2 separate regions of the Homo sapiens genome follow, and region 2 is linked to region 1. A link is a contact called in ENCODE Hi-C or POLR2A ChIA-PET data. All regions are on one chromosome and are shown on one strand. The core of a region is the stretch at or near the end of the contact, and the rest is flanking DNA. Distances in the headings are between cores, read along the strand shown.

Region 1 (3,257 bases), core at 268-2,767:
TGAGTTACAGCAAAAGTGTGAGACCCTCAGTTCGTGCCAGCGTATTGGACTGCCAATCTAATTTCAGAAAAAAAGAAACATTATGAAGACATAACCCTATAATATGTCACTCTTCCTCTAACAAGACTTAACTTTTCATTAAGTCATAGGTCTCCTTTGAGAATATAATGAAAACTGTGGACCCTTTTTCTAAGAAAATATGCAGAAACACAAGTGTAAAAACTTCTGCACATATTGCAGGATTTATTGTTAACCTCTTCTCTCCCTCCCCAAACACCCAGTCAGGCTAGGTAGAGTAATATCTGCAAGGGGGCTTCCTATGCCCTTGGGAGATAAATACAGTCAACAACTGCGGCATCAACTAATAATATCTACTAAAAAATATTACAAATCAAAAACCACTTCTTAATTCTTCATCTTCCGCTGCCGTCATCTACCATCCAGATGCTCATTTTAGGGTCAGTCAAAAATATCTCAGAAAATACAAAGATAAATAAAATATGCAACAGTTCTTGATTTTTTTTTTTTTCAACAGAGTCACACTCTGCCACCCAGGCTGGAGTGCAGTGATGTGATATTGACTCACCGCAGCCTCCACCTCCCAGGTTCAAATTATTCCCATGCCTTAGCCTCCTGAGTAGCTGGGACTACAGGTGCGCGACCCCATGCCCAGGTAATTTTTTTTTTTTTTGTATTTTTAGTAGAGGTAGGGTTTCACTATGTTGGCCAGGCTGGTCTTGAACTCCTGACCTCAGGTGATCCGCCCGCCTCGGCCTTTCAAAGTGCTGGGATTCCAGGCATGATCCACCACACCCGGCCTCTTGAATTTTTAACATTATCTTGCAAAGAGCTCAAAAAATGACTCAGGAAAGTACTCAAGACTCCAGCTGCCAGTTTTCAAGGGCAGACCCCAGCCCAAGCCAGTCTCATACATGTAAGAGAAATATATATATTACATATTTTTCCCAGATATCTCCAGGCACCTCAAAACTCAATCTAGAACTTCACTTACTATCCCCTTATGCACTGCCCTCTCCACAAAACCTAGAAAGAAAGGCTTCATTTGCGAGTGTTAAAGTCAAAAACCAGGCTTCTCTCTCCATCCCATCCACCACCCATCATCTGAAGACCACCACCATGTCCTATCAGGTCTGCCTCCTACCTAAAGCTTCTAAACTCTCCCCTCTCCTCCTTCCCAGCTACCTCAATCTCAGTTTTGGCTTCAATACCTCTTATCCTCTAACTGTGACAGCCACCCAAAGGTCCTCCAGAACCCCAGGCTTGCCTCATCCAGCACACACCCCACACCATCCATGCTCCACGTGGCTTCTAGAGCACCACTCAGAAGAGCAAATCTGATCAGATCAGCCCTCTGCTCACAAGCTTTCAGAGGAAGCAAGGCCTTCCCAAACCAGGAGTGAGAGAGAGGAGGCCATCTCAAGTAACCAAAAACACAGAGAAAAGGGAAAATAAAACAGAAAGTATGTAACCTGATATTACAGCTACGGTTTGTGGTGTGTGGTGTGTGCAGGGTGTGAGGTATGTATGTGTCAGGGAAGTAGTTCGGTGAATACTGCTCCTAGAAATTGGAAGCTTTTTTTATTTAATATGTCATATCTTTCAGACATAGAAATAGACAATAATAGGCAAAAGAAAATGGTACAAGGTCCATGACTGCAGTGAATCTCCTATCCAGATCTGCCTTTCAGGCAAGGCAATGCACAAATTCATTCCCCCAGCAGCTGAGGGCTCATAGCTGAGCATCCGTCCAGGAACTGCCCTTGGCCAAGTTACCTTGCCCAGATTTTCACCTCACCTCCTTCCCAGGGTCAGCCAAAAGCCTACTGGTCAAGGCAAAGGTCCCCAGGCTCAACACATTGCCTCAAGTTGGGAAATCTCTGAAGGGCCATCCCAGCACCAGCATTCCCTATGGATCCAATGGTGGCCCTGCTGTAACTCAACTACACTTCAGCTTTTCCCTGGCCCAGTCCTTCTTCCCTCATTTCTTTCATTAACAGGAATTGTTCTCAAGTGCACACAAATCTCTGTCTCAAATCCTACTTCCAAGGAACTGGGCTTAAGACAGTCATCACTCAGTTCACAAATCAGCATTATTTCATATTAATTTAAGATTCTATTTCTATTTTCATTGAGGAATTAAATATTATAGATAAAACTGAAGAACCTCCTCTCTCACTATCTCTAAAGAAATCTAGTGTTTATAATTTCCATAAAAATTTTTGTATTTTGCTATATATTTATAATATGAATACATAAACACTGCAGGGCAATTTCTGCAGGTATATGAGCTTTATATACAGTACCATTCAATACATTGTGCAACCTGATTTTTGTTTGTAGTCAAATTGTTTTTAAGATTTATCTATGCTGACATAATTAGCTCTTTAAAATACAACCTAAATCAAATACGTCAAAACATTACCAGCCTGGCCAACATGGTGAAACCATGTCTCTACAAAACATACAAAAAAAATTAGCTGGGCATGATGGTATATGCCTGTAATCTCAGCTATTCGGGTGGCTGAGGCACAAGAATTGTTTGAACCCAGGAAGGGGAGATTGTAGTGAGCCGAGATCGCGCCATTGCACTCCAGCCTGGGCAACAAGAGTGAAACTCCATTTCAAAAAAAAAAAAAAGTCAAAACATTAACAGCTGATAAATTTCAAATGAGGGCACGAGCATATCTGATATATCATTTCCTGTACATTTTTTTAGATTGAATACTTCAGAATTTTAAAAATGATAAATATATAAATATAAATTTTTTTAATTTTAAAGCCCTTTCAAAGATTCACCATTATGCTTAGGATACAACTCAAACTCCTAAAGATGGCTTATAACACTCTTCTCAGCTTCATTCTCCAGCATCCTGCTTTAGCCATATTGAAAACCTCACAATTCTCACCTCCAAACCTCTTGTCATCAACTCCCTCTGTCTTAACAGCCTCCCCACATCCCCACTCATTCTTTCAGATCTCAGCTTAGATATCCACTCTTCCAAGATGCCTTCCTTGAAGCCCTGGGATGTCAGGTACCACTCCCGTGAGCTCACACAGCAATCTGTGCTGTTTTTACTTTTACAACTGTGTAACTGCCTGTTTAATCTGTTTTCTTAAATTCCTGTGTACCTGCCCTCTCTAGGTGACAGACAGTCGACAACTGGAACTGTGTCTTATTCACCATGCGCCAATCCACAAGCCTAACATGTTGTAGAGGCAAGGCAACAAAGTACTAT
Region 2 (3,257 bases), core at 375-2,874, 44 kb before region 1:
CCTTTGCTTGCCTGCTTGCTTGCAAGCAATGAAAACCTTTCTGAACAAATGATAGCAAACTTTGAAAACAGCAAAACATCTGGGGCATCTTGCCACAAAGATATCCTCCACACAACTGCAGGCCATTTGCTGTCCTGTATAGCTCTCTATTTCCTGCCATTTACTGGATCTGTGGTTAAATGAACCCAACATAGAATTACAGCTTCAATGCTTTGATGTGAAAAATCACTAACGAATCTAAATTGAAGGACGAGGACACACTGGTAAATTTTCAATATGATGGTGCATACGGGGCCTCATTTAAACTAATGTCTTATCTTCACTTAGCATCTAAATGTATTTTTTCCTGTACTGACTTGAAATACTCTAACACAAACAGACACCATTTATTATAATCCTTCTTGCAATCTGTCAAGTTATGTTCAAAAAATTTTACAAAGATGTACCTTTAAAGACTGACAACAGCCCCAAAACAGGAGGCAGAATAGTTAGGGCTTAATTTTAAGCCTAACTCCACAGCATCTTTCTGCTAACTCCATGTTCCATAAAATATATAAAAAATGGTTTTTTTCATAAATAAATCTGGGACTTACCATCCATATGGAAATAATTTATCAGTATACGAAAATGTAATAAAATAGTGTATCTAAATAACTACTAGTCTCAGCACAGTTTGGGATGATGACGTCTTCCATATCAGCCAAAAAAAGAAAGAAAATACTATAGAATCTAAGTCCAAAGACTCAAACCTCTGTCCTAGATATCTGAAAATAATATCTATCTTTTAAGGTAGCAGTTAACCATTTTAGAACTCAAAAGAAATTCAAATAAGTCCTCCCAAATCTGCCATTTTGTAGGAATTTCCCTTGGAATCATTAAGAGTATAAAAGTCAGGGATCCAAGCAACAAAAGAAAATGAGCAATGCATGAAAAGCCAAATCACTGACGAATTTGTCCAAAGAGCCAATAAACATATGCAGAGAAGTTCAGTTCCACAAAAAAAGAAATGCAAGTTCAAACAACTATAGACTACATTTCATCTCTCTACATGTCATCTGTTGTAGATGACGATTTAACAGTAAAAGCATATTTGCCCCAGCAATTGCCCAAGTAAGCGAAGATACATGTACACAGGTAGTTTTTAATAATGTTTTAAGTGGGATGCCACTAAATCAGGATGGTTTCAATTTTGGTTCAAAAAAGAAAAGCCATGCTCACCCATAGAGGCATACATTTTTACATTCATAGAAAACAAGGGTAGCAGAAGAAACGAAACTATTAACAATGGTTTTGGAGAGAGGAAGGAAATGACAGTTTTCTACTTTGTAGAATTTTCATTTTGCATTACATTTTTTTTTTTTTTAGAAAACAGTCTGATTACTTAAGATATTTTAAAGGACATTTGAACTATATTACTAAAAATTAAATTTGGAGTCAAAAACGTATTTAAATGCTCCTTTTCCTTGAGAGCAACTCCACACAGAGGGCCACAGGAATTCCTGCCCAGCTCACAATCTAAGTTTCAATACTCTGCAGCTCAGACAGAAAGTTTGGCCTGTGTTCCTTTAGTCCTAGACTAAAATTTCACTTTAGCACAATGGTAGAACCTGGCTATGAGTCATCTTCCTCTGCAAAACAATGAAAGGTCTAGTTCAGTGGGAAAAAACGACTTCAGTTGCCAGTTCATTGAACTGTTCAAATTAAGGTCAAAATACTGGAGCAGGAGCGAGGGAGTCGCTGTGTCCAGATCCTATCTAACCCCACACCAGTCCCCTGAATGGCCCTCCAACCAAGTCTTGAATTTGCAAACGGTTAGAATAGGAAGCACCTGGTGCCCTCTAAGTAGGGGTCAGAGAACGCAAGTGAAAACATGAAACAGATCCAAATCCAGTTTCATGAGCATGCCTTTCAAGTAATGCCAAGGAAAAATATATCAAAAACATGATGGAGTGCACAGCTTCAGCTTAAATATATTTCAAGTACCATGATGAATATAATGTTTGATTTCCTACCCTAGACTCTACCTAAAAGAGCCCATTATCAACAGACTAGGTTTTTATAATTTTTACAGAATTTATTATTCCATTTATTTACCTGGAACTATTACTATAGCTTGCAAAGAACTTTAAAATGTGTAACATCATGAATCCTGACCACACTCTCCCGGGGCATCCTCCCTGGTTGGGAGATCCTGTGATCCTCCTGGTTGGGAGTCCCCTTCTCAGAGGTTCAGTGACTTACCCTGACGATGGCAGGGGTAATGGAAACCCAGATCTTGAGGGCCAAGTCTCATCCCTTAAAGAACTGCTCAGGGCCAGGCGCCGTGGCTCATGCCTGTAATCCCAGCACTTTGGGAGGCTGAGGCGGGCGGATCACGAGGTCAGGAGATCCAGACCATCCTGGCTAACACGGGGAAACCCCGTCTCTACTAAAAATACAAAAAATTAGCCGGGCGTGATGGCGGGCGCCTGTAGTCCCAGCTACTCGGAAGGCTGAGGCAGGAGAATGGCGTGAACCCGGGAGGAGGAGCTTGCAGTGAGCCGAGATCCCATCACGCGCTCCAGCCTGGGCGACAGAGCGAGACTCCGTCTCAAAACAAAAAAAAAAGAACTGCTCAGTACCATGTTAATCCCATTTCTCATTTTCTCCACCCAAGATTCTTTTCTTTTGTTTTTGTTTTTTTTTGAGATGGAGTTTCGCTCTTGTTGCCCAGGCTAGAGTGCAATGGCGCAACCTCTGCTCACCACAACCTCTGCCTCCTAGGTTCAAGCAATTCTCCTGCCTCAGCCTCCCTAGTAGCTGGGTTTACAGGCATGCGCCACTAGGCCCGGCTCATTTTGTATTTTTAATAGAGACAGGGTTTCTCCATGTTGGTCAGGCTGGTCTTGAACTCCCGACTTCAGGTGATCTGCCCGCCTCGGCCTCCCAAAGTGCTGGGATTACAGGCATGAGCCACCGCACCGGCCGATTCTTTTCTTTCACATGTCGCTCTTTCTACTCTTTTTCTCCCAACTTAACAATTCTCATTCTCTCACCTCTGTAAGTTATAGTTACCTGGTCTTCCTAACCACCTACTCATTTTCTCTATAATTATTAAGATCTGCAAAAAATTCACGAGTCCTAAGATATCTTCCCAGACAAATCTCACTGCCCTGTGATCACTCCAAATTCTGTGTTCCTTTATTTGGATATAGTCAACTGGTGGGTCTGGCAATCCCTAACATATGACAAAGATGACAACGTTCCTTCCTTTCAGC

The links. A loop is a pair of places that touch in the nucleus more often than their neighbours do. ChIA-PET counts read pairs that join two places held with the same protein, here RNA polymerase II (POLR2A). Pooled maps may share reads with other maps.
Region 2: a map of naive thymus-derived CD4-positive, alpha-beta T cell shows a loop between it and region 1 (6-fold over the local background). The contact joins two enhancer-like sites. A Hi-C loop is called at or near these places in 8 of 168 maps with a recorded cell type or tissue (CD14-positive monocyte, CD8-positive, alpha-beta T cell, Right ventricle myocardium superior and 5 more), 3 of 37 single-sample maps with no recorded cell type and 13 of 50 pooled maps. POLR2A ChIA-PET finds 5 or more read pairs at or near these places in 12 of 52 experiments (B cell, CD4-positive, alpha-beta memory T cell, CD8-positive, alpha-beta memory T cell and 9 more).

Annotation. Positions count from the first base shown.
Region 1 is chr6:144,304,336-144,307,592 of GRCh38, reverse strand. The region is part of intron 2 of UTRN (utrophin); the gene reads right to left. Among named protein-coding and RNA genes, the nearest start is that of UTRN, 21 kb to the right of the region's middle. RefSeq lists an enhancer at 1,385-1,504. Within about 2 kb of position 1,517, at least 3 of the 41 ENCODE cell types and tissues checked have a DNase peak (open chromatin) inside an H3K27ac peak, as active enhancers do; they include CD8-positive, alpha-beta T cell and natural killer cell, where a contact is called at or near this core.
Region 2 is chr6:144,348,363-144,351,619 of GRCh38, reverse strand. All of the region lies in intron 2 of UTRN (utrophin), which reads right to left. Among named protein-coding and RNA genes, the nearest start is that of SNORA98, 56 kb to the left of the region's middle. RefSeq lists an enhancer at 2,332-2,441. Within about 2 kb of position 1,624, at least 16 of the 41 ENCODE cell types and tissues checked have a DNase peak (open chromatin) inside an H3K27ac peak, as active enhancers do; they include CD8-positive, alpha-beta T cell and natural killer cell, where a contact is called at or near this core.